Regions from separate parts of the Homo sapiens genome. Here region 1 is linked to region 2. A link is a contact called in ENCODE Hi-C or POLR2A ChIA-PET data. All regions are on one chromosome and are shown on one strand. The core of a region is the stretch at or near the end of the contact, and the rest is flanking DNA. Distances in the headings are between cores, read along the strand shown. Region 1 overlaps SERP2 (stress associated endoplasmic reticulum protein family member 2). Region 2 overlaps TSC22D1 (TSC22 domain family member 1).

Region 1 (6,531 bases), core at 3,803-6,302, 140 kb after region 2:
TGAATATCAGGGTTGGCCAGAGAAAGAGTAGAGAAATAAAATTGAAATTAGGAATACATGAGGGAGAAATAGTCTGAGGGATGGAACTGGGGCATGGCTGGTATTTAAGAGTTTCCCTCTGAGAGTCAAAGGATGATGGGAATTAGATGGTGACTCCATTGATGCTGCCTGAAATTATCACTGAGACATCAGGACAGAGAGAAATACAACCGTATTGCAAAGAGTGGCATCTCAGATTGCTGCATCCTGTCAATGTAGGGTATCACACCCAGAGCTCAGAAAAGGTAAATAATACTGTGAGACCACAAGAAACATGTATAGGCTGACTCTAAATAAAATTATCCAAACAGGTAGCATATTAAGGAAAAGACCTCATTTCACCAAGTCCAGGAGGCATTCTGGTCAAAGAGGAAAGCTGGAAATGCCGAAGACAGCTGTCTTGTGAATACCGTGGCAATAACCTTATAAAAAGTTTAGGCTAAGGACAGCAAAGATGAGAACGTGGCCCTGCCAGCCATATTGTGTTCAGGACAGACATTACCAATCAACTGCAGCCCACTTTCCCACTAAGCATTGGTATAGCCCGGGAGTCCTTCTCAGTAAGGCTCATACAAGAGCTGGGGACAAAAGGAAAAGAAAACGCCCAGAGGAGAGGGCTCTGGGCACAAACAGCAGTGACTAGGTCCATGAATGGGCTGGGGAAGCATGTCAAGTCTGCAAGTGCCTTGAGAAGATAGCAGTTGACCTATCTGTGTGACAGTATCTTTGTGGGGAACGGTCTCAGACAGACATTCCAGCTAATGCTTGCCTCTGAGTCTTGAGATAAAAGCAAGCATTCTTCAGAAGCTTTCAAACAGCTCTCCAAAGAGGCAGGTTTCAAAACCCGGGACTGGCAGAGCCAGGATGAGCTGCTTATCTGGAAAGAGGCCCCACTGCCTGCAGAAATGGAAGATAATACTTGTATTAAAAGGGGAGAGAAAAAAAGGGCAAAGTCTCTTATGAGGGCACTGAAATCCCTTGGCCTTCGATGTGGATCTGGGTCCTAGTAGATCAAGTAGAGGCAAATCCAGCCAGTTAAACAGACTCAAGCAAAACAAAATCCCAGGCTAAGGTTTGACAAGAAGTTTCTGGCCTATTTGGGTTAATAATCTGAGCAGACCCATAACAGGTATTGATTAAGAAATGGATTTTTGATTTCTTAAATAATCTATATATTAACAAAGCCGTCTGGGTGTGGTGGCTCACGCCTGTAATCCAGCACTTTGGGAGGCTGAGGAGGGCCGATCACTTGAGGCCAGGAGTTTGAGACCAGCCTCAACAACAGGGTGAAACCCTGTCTCTACTAAAAATACAAAAATTAGCTGGGCATGGTGGCGCATGCCTGTAATCCCAGCTACTTGGGAAGCTGAGACAGGAGAATCACTTGAACCCAGGAGGTGGAGGCTGCAGTGAGCTAAGATGGTGCCAATGCACTCCAGCCTGGGCAACAGTGAGACTGTCTCAAAAAAGAAAAAAAACACTGGTTATCAAATTAAACAAAATGAAACAAGATACAGCCCTGAGATGTTCTAATTGGATAATACCGTGTCTCAGAAGAATATACTATTCCCAAAGCTTTTGTATCTCATAAAGATAACTTTTACAGCAAAAGAGTGGTGGATTGGGGTTGCTTTAAGGAAATGAAACTCACATTTTTTTTTTCCTGACATTCAAATTAAAGGACAAACTGCTGTTCATTGATTGTGGTCTGCATATTGGTGTTCCTTCTCCCTCTGTGGGGAAGACTTGACGCTTTATCACATGGGAAAACAGCCTCATGCATCCAAAGTGTTATCACTTACACTGCTCCCACTCATCCGTGGAGTGAAGAGGCAGGGCTCATGGCTTGCTGATAGATTGAGACCAGTGTGAGAGGTCGAGTCTGCAACTGAACATGCAGCCGGGAAGGATGAAAGGCATGTGGGAGTTGAAGCACCCCACAGCACAACCGATGGTCCCGTGGTGCCCCTGTTTCCCATGAGGGCTACAAGGACAGAGGTGGTGGTGACTGTAGCTGCAGGCTTTGGGCTTGCTATGGGCCTGTACTTAGATCCCCAGAGCTGCTCAATGCCAGGACACCTTGGGAGGGCTGCTCATTATCCCCATTTTCTTGATAAGGGAATCAATACCAAGAGTAAATACCTTGTCCAAGGTCATTCAGCTGACAAAAGTGAATCTAGGCTCAAAACTGACATCTGGCAGATCCTGAAACTATCCTCCCTTCAGAGGCCTCCTATTCTGAGTGCCAGTTGGTCAGTTTTCAAAGCAGTCCCTTGCCTAAGACAACTTTTGCAATCATGGAAAGTAGAAATTTGCTTATTCTGAAAAGGATGTATTTAGATAACCTCCCCAAACTCCCTCTCACCAGGACAATGTATTAGAGGTTTCCACCAAGTGCCTAAGACAGAACAGGGCTTGGGTGCGCTCAGATCTGGGGGGCGTGGGGCAGCCCCGGGAGGTCTGTTGCTCCCATCTGGCTTTGCAGTGAGGGGTGGCATTCCCTGAGTGCGTGTTTATGCCAGGGGTCTCTGGGTGCCTGGACTGTGTCCCCTCACTACTCTCCCAGTCCTCATTCCTTCCTTTTCATTATCTTGCTCTTACTAGGATGGCAGGCATGAAAGGCACATGCAGAGGAGGAGGAAGCCACAGGAGAGAAGCTGAGAAGCAGGAGGCAAGTGATGGCAGTGACCCACAACTGTCTATAAGAAAGGGGTCCTGTAGACTTTTTACAGGCTTGTTAACCTGTTTTTCCACATAAAACAGAGAAAGGGTGACCAATAAGTGAGCACATACTTAAATGCCAGCTTCTTACCAGTCCTAACTCTTTCCCAGAAGACAGCCAGAAAAACAGATAAAATGTGCATTCATTACTGTCTGCCTGACCTGAATATTTATTTACCCTAGGTACACTGGCACTATTTCTAAAAAGAGCACTTTGCCCAACCAATCACCAATGAGAAAAGTGGGTTAATAGAGTAAGGTAATGAAAGCAAGTGAGACTTTCAAGAGACTCACATCAATGATCAACATCTTTATTAATATTAGAAGATTTCGCCTTTTTCCTTAGCATCTATATAAAAACATACAAAATAAGAGTAACCAACCACATGAATGCAAAGAAAGGCCATATGACCTCCAAGGTCCCACTGGAACTTGGTGAAATGGAACTTGAGCCTGGCATAGGGGTGTATCTTGTTCAAAGGAGAGCTAATAGAAGGGAATAGGAAAAGGGTCTATCTGTCTGCAGAGATGTGGAGATCCTACAAGACACTCCAGTGCATTTGGCCTGAGTGTTGCAGGCCAGGGCAGGTGTGCAGGTGCAGGTGTGCGTGCTGCAAACAGGCAGATGTGAGATGTAGGGGATTTTCCTATTTCAGATTACAAAGCTGGAACAGAGGTGAGACAGACCACCGATGAGAGCTTCAACAATCCCAGCACCTACCAGAAAGCTAATTACCTAAAGCAAAGCAGCTGACAAATGGGCTAGACTTGAGGACCGCACATTCGTTTAAATGTAGAGAAAAGAAGGGTAGGCACTTATGGCCTGTGACCCTAAAACAGGATAAACTCTAGAGGGAATAGTCGGTTCTGCAAGAAGAAATGAATCGTGACTAATTCCAGAGAGGTGGCAACAGGGACGGATCTAAAGGAGCTATTGTGTTTCCCATGACATGTTCTGTTTAGAAAAGGACAAGTACAAAGATAGAAGGAAGGGCACAGTACCAAGGACAAGCTGAGAAGAGTGACACATTTCTGTGAGAACAGTGCCCGACTTGAGCTGAGGCTTGCAAAAAAATTGCTAAAGTTGGCAAGAAAAAAAAAAGGTGGTGGTGAATTATTTTTAGTTATGATTAAAAAAGAGATGAGGCCCATTGCTTAGGGATCACGATAGCATGTTAATAGAAGACAGAGAAAGTAAGATGGCTCAACTCTCATTTCATGTCTAACCTCTCCATAAAAGCAAAATGGCTTTATAACTAGAAAGCTTTAAGTCAGCATCATTGAAAGAGCCCTGGGTGGCCGAGCGCATTGGCTCATGCCTGTAATCCCAGCACTTTGGGAGGCCAAGGTGGGCGGATCATGAGGTCAAGAGATCAAGACCATTCTGGCCAACATGGTGAAACCCCGTCACTACTAAAAAAAAAAAAAAAAAATTAGCTGGGCATGGTGGTGCGTGCTTGCAGTTCCAGCTACTCAGGAGGCTGAGGCAGGAGAATCGCTTGAACCTGGGAGGTGGAGGTTGCCGTGGGCCGAGATTGCGCCACTGCACTCCAGCCTGTCAATAGAACGAGACTCTGTCTCAAAAAAAAAAAAACAAAAAAAACGCAAACCTCCAGAGAGGTGGAGCTAACATACTCAATCCCTAGGAAACTGCTGGAGACCAGGAGAGTTCTAAAAGATGCTTGTTAGCAAATGTCCCAATTTACCCAAGAGGGAAAGATACAGGTCCTGCTGCATGGGCTGGTAAGCCAGGCAAAAGTTTAGGCCATATAATAGTTTTTTAAACCCTCCAAAAAGGAAGAGATGGGTTTTGAGAGTTGGCATGGGTTTGAGAAAAATAAGCCACGCCAAATGACTCTACTGGCTTTTTCCCTTATAGGCTGCCTAAGGGGGCAGACTGGAGAAGGCCACAGTTACTGTGTATCTTGAAGCCTATATATATCTTTATCTACTTAGACCCTTGACAATACAGGTGGCATGGTCACGGGGCTCAGGGATGCCTGAGAGTAGGCTTTGGCCATTCTGAGCACCTTATATTCTTGAGCCCAGCACATTCTCTGAAGCCACCATGCCACCGCCACATAGTGTTCCCATGCAGAATCACCTTCCTCACACCCTTTGTCTGGCTGTTTGTTCTTCAAGACTCCGCTCAAACAGCACCTCCCCTTGGAAACTTTCTCTTCTGCTGAGTATGATTTAGAAGTTCCTTATCCATGCCAGCCAAGCACCCTGTAAACTCTGCTGTCACTATCGCAGTGCGCTTTCCCTGGGCTGCAACTGACAGCTTCCTTATCTGCCTCTCCCAATGCCTGCAAGTACCCAAACAGGATTGTATTTCCAAAGCCCGGCACAGTGCCAGGCACAGAGGGGACCCTCAAGACATGATGATTGCTTGAATGAGTTTTGCTTAGAGGCTCAAAGTCAACCTGAAAGAGGTTGTCTCTGATTGTGTTCTGTGGGTTTCTCCAAGTCTAGACTTTTATCAGTGACTTGGAAGAATAATATATTTTCAGGGACCATAACACTGGGAAAAAAGGGTAAGTAGATCAGAGGCTTAAAGTTCAAGGTCTGACAATCTACAGACTGGTCATACAGCCTGAAAACATAGCTAACTTTTTTGTACAGGTTTATTTTCTTGATTTTCCTGTGGTATGATAAAGGCATAGTTTTGTTTGTTTTTATTTTGTTCTTTTTTTTTTTTTTTTTTTTTTGAGACGGAGTCTCGCTCTGTCGCCCAGGCTGGAGTGCAGTGGCACAATCTCGGCTCACTGCAAGCTCCACCTCCCTGGTTCACGCCATTCTCCTGCCTCAGCCTCCTAAGTAGCTGGGACTACAGGCACCTGCCACCAGGTCCGGCTAATTTTTTTGTATTTTTAGTAGAGACGGGGCTTCATCGTGTTAGCCAGGATGGTCTTATCTCCTGACCTCATGATCCGCCCGCCTCGGCCTCCCAAATGCTGGGATTACAGGCGTGAGCCACCGCGCCCAGCCTAAAATTTTAATAGAAGTAATCGTTCTTCTTTGAGAATAAAAAAAAAAGTCATAAAGTTTTATATTAGGTCTCAAAAAAGGTCAACTAGATATCTACAGTATGAGGAATATCTGGCTTTATCCATCCATCCATCCATCCATCCATCCATCCATCCATCCATCCATCCTAAGCACTAACTATGTGCTAAATACTAAACTAGGATCTACAAATTTAATGAAAAATAAACACTGTCTCCCCTGAGCTTATATCCTACTGGAGGGAAATGAACCTAAGTAAGTAAACTAAATAACTGCAACTGCTGATGAGGGTCATGAGTAAAATAAAATAATATGTGATGGAGACAGGAGAGACTTGGGATAAAGGGGTATGTAGATGTGTTTCCGGGGTTGCAGGAAGTTTATCTGAGGAAGAGCTGGGTGGCATCTGGCTGGCCATCAGCTAGACGTGAGTCAAGGATGTGCTGCAACTGTTAAAAAGTAACTGCAAGCCTGGGTCACATTAATAGAGGCAGAGTGGTGAGCAAAATCAAGGGCAGTGACAATCCTACTGCCTCTGTGGTGGTCACACTGCTTCTAGACCACCTTCTGCAGTTGCAAATGCTATACTTTTTTTTTGAGACGCAGTCTCGCTCAGTTGCCCAGGAAGGAGTACAGTGGCACGATCTCGGCTCACTGCAAGCTCCACCTCTGCAGTTCAAGTGATTCTCCTGCCTCAGCCTCCTGAGTAGCTGGGACTACAGGCGCGTGCCACCATGTCCAGCTCATTTTTTGTATTTTTAG
Region 2 (6,166 bases), core at 159-2,658:
GAGGCAGGAGAATTGCTTGAATCCGGGAAGCGGAGGTTGCAGTGAGCCAAGATCGCGCCATTGCACTCTAGCCTGGGTGACAAGAGTGAAACTCCATCTCAAACAAACAAACAAAAAAAATCATGGAAGTGTGGGGAGCCCCTTAAGGCTGGTTTGCCAGGAGTTTCCATCTGTCAAACTAGTCCATATTTAGACTGTCTTAATTAATCTATTTAAGTTTTTCTTCCAGTTGTTGGCTTCAGCAATAGTTGCTGCTTCTGGTAAGCTGTGATTTTCTGTATTTGCTTGTTTCTTTAGTTTTGGAGGAGGCAGCAGATTGTCCTGTGATCTCGGTTCTCTGATGGATCTAAGAGAAGCTACTGATTTCCAGTTCAGTTTTTTTTTTTTTCTGTTGTGTGGACAGGAGTGACAGCTTCACTAGTTGAACTCAAAACTGGAAGTAGTATGAATTTTTCAGTGTCTGAATTTGCCTTCAATTTAGTTTGAGTCCCACGACTTAGAAGTAGGCTGTTCTACTAGGAGCTTTTTAAACCATTACAGTTATTTAATTTGATTCATTTAATCTCTATTGAGGATCTACTAAGTTTCATGCATCTTTTATTATGTATAGTATTTCATGCACTGGAAATATTAAGATGCTTCTATCCCCATACTTCTTTTTTCAAAGGCTTTTTCTCATTGTTCTCTAGAGGATGGGTCTATCTCTTATATTTTGCTAAAGATTTGTTGCCTTTTGTATTTTATCTTTCCTTCTATTAGCAAATGTTTTTCTCTATTAGCTCATTCTCATGAGTATCTAATTATGCTTTCATACATCATCTTAAGGAAGCCACCTTGGGTCTTTCCACACCCCCTAACTTCTGCAATCTCTGTTCACTTTCATTATCAAGAGTTGTCTACTTATATTGTTACAATCTCTCAAATTTAGTTTACTTTTCAATCTATTCCATTCTGGTTGTCGCTTCTGATACCACTGTGAATGCTCTGTCATCAGGGTCCTCCCTGTTGCAAAATCCTTCTTCTCTGCGTGCCACATACTCCTACCTCCCCACCTCAGGCTCTGGCAGCCACAGATCTTACTATCTGTCTAGTTTTGCCTTTCCTGGAATGTCATAGTGTTGGAGTCATGCAGTGTGTAGCTTTTTCAGACTGGCTTTCACTTAGCAATATGAAAGTTTTTTTCATGTCTTTTTGTGACTTGGGAGCTCATTTCTTATTATTGTATATATCTACCACAGTTTGTTTATCCATCATCTAATGAAGGACAGCTTGGTTGCTTGATGTTTTTGGCAGTTCTGAATAAAGCTGCCGCAAACATTCCTGTGCAGGTTTTTATGTGGACTTGTTTTCAACTCATTTGGGAAAATACCTGTGTGTGCAATTGCTGAGTCATGTAGTAAGCCTGTGCTTAGCTCTGTAAGAGACTGCAGACTGTCTCAACTCGACTGTACTGTTTTTGCATTTCCACCAGCAATGAATATGAATTCATTTGCTCTGCATTCTTAGCAGCATTTGGTGTTGTCAGTGATTGTAGCCTGTCTAATAGGGGTGTGGTAGTATCCATTGTTTTAATTAGCATTTCTCTAGTGATATAGGGTGTTGAGCTCCATTTCATGTTTTTTTTTTTTCTCTATTATCTTTGGTGATACATCTGCTCAGATTTTTTGCTCTTTTTTAAGATTTTTTCTTTATTGTGTGTTAAGAGTTCTTGGTATATTTTAGATACCAGTCCTTTATAAGATGTGTTTGACAAATATTTTCTCCTAGTCTGTGGCTTGTCTTTTCATTTTTTTTAAACAGTGTTTTACAGAGAAGAAAAATTTTCAATTTTAATGAAGTCTACCTTATCAATTTTTTCTTTATGGGTCATGATTTTCGTGCTGTGTTTACAAATATATTGCCAAACAAGATTTTCTTCCTCATTATCTACAAGTTTTACAGTTTTGAATTGTATGTATAGGTCTGTGATACTTTCTGAGTTAACTTTTGTGAAAGATAAAAGGTCAGTGTTGGATAGATTATTTTTCCTTTTGCATGTGGTTGTCCAGCACCATGAAGACTCTTCCTTCTCCACTGAATTGTCTTTGTACTTTTGCCAAAGATCAGATTTACCTCTTAAATCTTTGTCAAACCTGTCCACTTCTCACCATCTCCATTTTCAATCTCTTCAAGCCACCATCCTCTCTTGCCTAATTATTGCAGTAGTCCTTACTGGTCTTGCCTTATCTGTTGATCCCTGTTTTATTCACAGAATATGATTTGTGATTTTAAAGGCATAAATAAAATGCCTTTTCTGTTTAATATCTAATTGCTTTCCTTTATACAAACAACAAAATCCAAATTCTTTATCATGGCCTGTGAGACCCTAAATGATCAGGCCCTACCTTTTCTTCCAACTTTACCCTCATTCTTCCTCTCCAGCCACCTTTGGCTCATTTAGTCTCTGAATGTGTTACTGTCTACTACCTTAGGGGATTCCTAATGACTGGAATGCCCCTTTTAAGTCTCAGCTTAAATGTTTCCTCTTCAGGGATGCCTTTTCTAGTCATTATATCTAAACATTTAGTTCTCTTCCTTGACTTTTACTCTCTAACATTACATCAATTCTTTACTACTATTTTGCCCAATTTAAAAGCATATATTGTTGGTCTATTTATTGTCTGACTTCCTGAGACCAGGGATCACGTCTGTCTTGTTTGCTATTGTTTTTTTTAGCAGCTGCTACACAGTAGGCGCCAAACAAATATTTTAAGGAAGAAGACATAGGCAGCCTTTGAGATGCCCAAATTTAGTGAGGAAGATCCATATGTATGTAGGTAAATTATAGTGCCATTTTAGTGCTGTTAGAAAGTTGTAGTTTTGGAAAACAAGTAATGAAAGGTTAAGAAAGAAAAATCTTTCGGATTCTTCCTCAAGTGTGTGAACTTTATAGCTGTCAATTTATGAAGTCTTATTGCCTAGGTTTCTTTTTTTTTTTTTTTCCATTCTTTGTCACTTTTATTCAGTAGGTTTTTTTTCCCTTATTTTCAGTGCCAGACATGGCGAGGAGTGATTACAGCCAACTGTTATTAAAACATTTGTTCACAACATATACCCCCTTTATACCACTGACCCCAAACTGACTCATTTTATGTGCTTTCATTCTTTCTTTTTTTAATATACCACTATCAAGACCGGGTGGAGGGGGCAAGGGTAAGAGAGATGAAGGGGAGGAGTCCAGGAGGCCAGAAGAGGGGAATGCTACAAGCCACAGTAAGAATGAGCTGTATTTAATTTAAAAAAAAGGGGGAAGGGGTGTACCCCACAAATGATACAGTAATGAGGATACACAATTAAATCCCATAGCATGACTGAAAGCTTTCACTGTGTTTGACATCATCACAATGGAATTGCCTAGGTTTCTTAGCTAAAAGTAAGTTTGTATCTTTTATTATTTGATAGTGGGGGGTTAGCGTCCTAGAAGTCCCAGACTTAGGTTCTCAATTGTCTTAAGAAACCATCCATCTGTATTGACAATATGGGTGCTCTAGGGGCAGTCTTAAGCCCAATAAGAGGTCTTTTAGCGCACTGAGCTTTTGCTCTCTAGGGTCAGTGTTTGGATTTGAATATCCAGCACTGCCACTCACCTTGGGCAAGTCATTTAAACTGCATGTCTCAGTTTCCTCATCTGCAAAGGGACTAATAAACACACCTACCTCCTGGGATGGTTTTGAGGAATACATTGGCTAATATATGTAAAGCATTTACTATGTGCCAGACCCTGCAATAAATGTGAAAGTAGTCTCTGTTACTACATAAAGGGCTTCTCATTTAGCCAAAATTTTATTACATTCTAGTACACTTACGTTGAGTAATATGCAGCTTTTTCAGTGGATACTTCATTTCAACCTTACAGAGAAATTAGAAACCATCAGATGGGATATCCTTCATTCTGATACCAAACATAAATCTGACATGTTCAACACCCCTTCCTTCAGCTTCACCTATGCTCTATATCTTATCACCTCTGCTATCTGAGATCTTAAGATTTTTAAAAAATTACTTCTTTCTCATATTTAACTTTTTCCTTTCAACTAGATCCTTCTCTTATGCATAGAAGCATGTTAAAGTTTGTCTAAAACTTTCATTGATTTATATCTAGCTACTTCCCCATGCTTCCTCTGCATACCCAAACTTAAAAACTCTGTAATCTCTCCATTCCTCCCCTACTCAGCCCACTTGAATCTTGCTTCCACCTCTGATAACCTCACTGAAATAATACTATTGAGGTTATTAGTAGATCAAGTGGACAGCTTTGTATCTAGTCATATGTGTACCCTCAGCAGCATTTGAAACAGTAGACTACATTCTCTCTTCACACTTTGGGTGCTATTAATCTTTAGTCCTCTGATTTCCTGTCTTTCTGGCCAGTTTTTAGTCTGATTCGCAGACTCATTCTCACTCTACCTGGACTTTATATATGGGAGTTTCTTAGGCAGGGTCCTTGGTTATCATGTGTCAATTCTCTGGGCATTTCTACCAATACCACAGATTGAATACCTTCACACAGATGACTCGTGTTTATAACACTGATCAACTTCATAGATCTACCTATTTGACTTCTCTTTTTGGGTGTCCCAGGAGCACTTCAAACATGCTTTATGAATTTATGATCTTCGCCTTCAAATCTGGTTTTCTTTTGGGAGATCTCATCTTAGTGACTGTCACCCACATGTGTTCAGTTATGTATGCTGGAAACCTGGGTGTCGTATTTCAGTATATCTGTAGTCCTTACACCATAATCCATCATCTAGTCCTGTTGGTTTTTTTACGGGCTGGAGGGCTGAAATATCTCAGCCATATATCCTGTTGTCATTACCTTGTCTCAATCCATGATTTCCTAACTTGGATGCAAGAGTTCTAATTGGTCTCCTTGTATATAACCTTATGCTAATGAAATTCATTCTCCAGAATTTGGCTGGAGTGATGTTATTCCTTTAATTAAAACATTATATTGGCTTCCAATTAATTTTGGGATTCATGGGTAGGGTAGAGACAAAAATTCTTGCTATAATTTTTGAAAACCTGAGAGTCGCCATTTACCTTTCCAGTCTTACCTTTGACCACTTTTTGGCTGTCTCTTTTGCCCATTTACTTACTTCAGGGACGTCTCTTGTGATGTTCTTGAATAGGTGAGATCATTCTGTTTGCTGTCATTGTGCCATGTATACTCCATTTTGTATACTCCTGGTTTTACATTTTTGCGTGCCATTTCTCCCTGTAGCTAAAATCCTGTGAGAGACCAGGATCTTGTTTACTTTTGCTTACCATTTGCCATTGCTTATTAGCATAGCTAATTGGCTTATACCCTTCATACATTGAATTTTAAGATGTCAGCCTTATTTTTCATTTACTATGAAAAAAAGGGAAGGAAAGTAATCAGTGAAAGAAGAAACCTAACATGATAGATGTAAAACATACTGCTTTGAATCAATGAAAGATAAGATCACAATGATATTGTTGAAATCATTTTCTGTAAAAGCTGAACTAACTTAAACTATAACATCCTCTCCCAGCCCCTTGCTTTTCTATAATGGTAAAATAAATGCTATTGAAGAAAAAAAATTTAGACCGGTTCTAGATTCTAACACCTTAAGAAAATAATTGGCACTAAATCCACTGTTTCAGGCCTTTCAAAACTGAAAAATTACATTGTGTTTCTAACATTGAAAATAAAGTTTCAAGATAGTTTTAATTAATTTGGATATAAGTATAGAAGGTTTGACCACTTTCAGAACTCTCAGGTGATTTTGACTTGTGATCATCTCTGGGAAGGGATATTTAGTGATAGCCTGAATTTTAAAAACCTCAACTTGAACACTGGGAGTTGATGGGAGACCATCTGATTAAGGGATGGACTAAGTAAGTGTACCAGTGTCAGTTTGCCTATTAAATACAATCAAAGCGCAATGTCTTTCCTTTTAAGATAAAAAACCAGTAATTTGGATAATATTTTAATTCAGCACCAAGTAGATTGTTTCTCACACCTGTGTTGGAAGTTACTGGTTTAGAGTATGGTTTAAAATTTTTTTCTCTCATAGGCCTTTAAAATTAAAATAATTTGCATGTTAATTAAATTCCAGCCTTAATAGGGTTTTCCATCACCTTAATTCCCACATTTGTTTTT

Evidence for each region. Hi-C counts contacts between places; a loop is a spot of excess contacts on that map. ChIA-PET counts read pairs that join two places held with the same protein, here RNA polymerase II (POLR2A).
Region 1: a loop to region 2 is called in a map of mesothelial cell of epicardium, with 15 times the contacts of the local background. The contact joins two enhancer-like sites. A Hi-C loop is called at or near these places in 1 of 168 maps with a recorded cell type or tissue (mesothelial cell of epicardium). POLR2A ChIA-PET finds 5 or more read pairs at or near these places in 1 of 52 experiments (activated naive CD4-positive, alpha-beta T cell).

Annotation. Positions count from the first base shown.
Region 1 is chr13:44,381,377-44,387,907 of GRCh38, reverse strand. All of the region lies in intron 2 of SERP2 (stress associated endoplasmic reticulum protein family member 2), which reads right to left. Among named protein-coding and RNA genes, the nearest start is that of SERP2, 11 kb to the right of the region's middle. Within about 2 kb of position 5,052, at least 5 of the 41 ENCODE cell types and tissues checked have a DNase peak (open chromatin) inside an H3K27ac peak, as active enhancers do.
Region 2 is chr13:44,518,498-44,524,663 of GRCh38, reverse strand. All of the region lies in intron 1 of TSC22D1 (TSC22 domain family member 1), which reads left to right. Among named protein-coding and RNA genes, the nearest start is that of TSC22D1-AS1, 54 kb to the left of the region's middle. Within about 2 kb of position 1,408, at least 5 of the 41 ENCODE cell types and tissues checked have a DNase peak (open chromatin) inside an H3K27ac peak, as active enhancers do.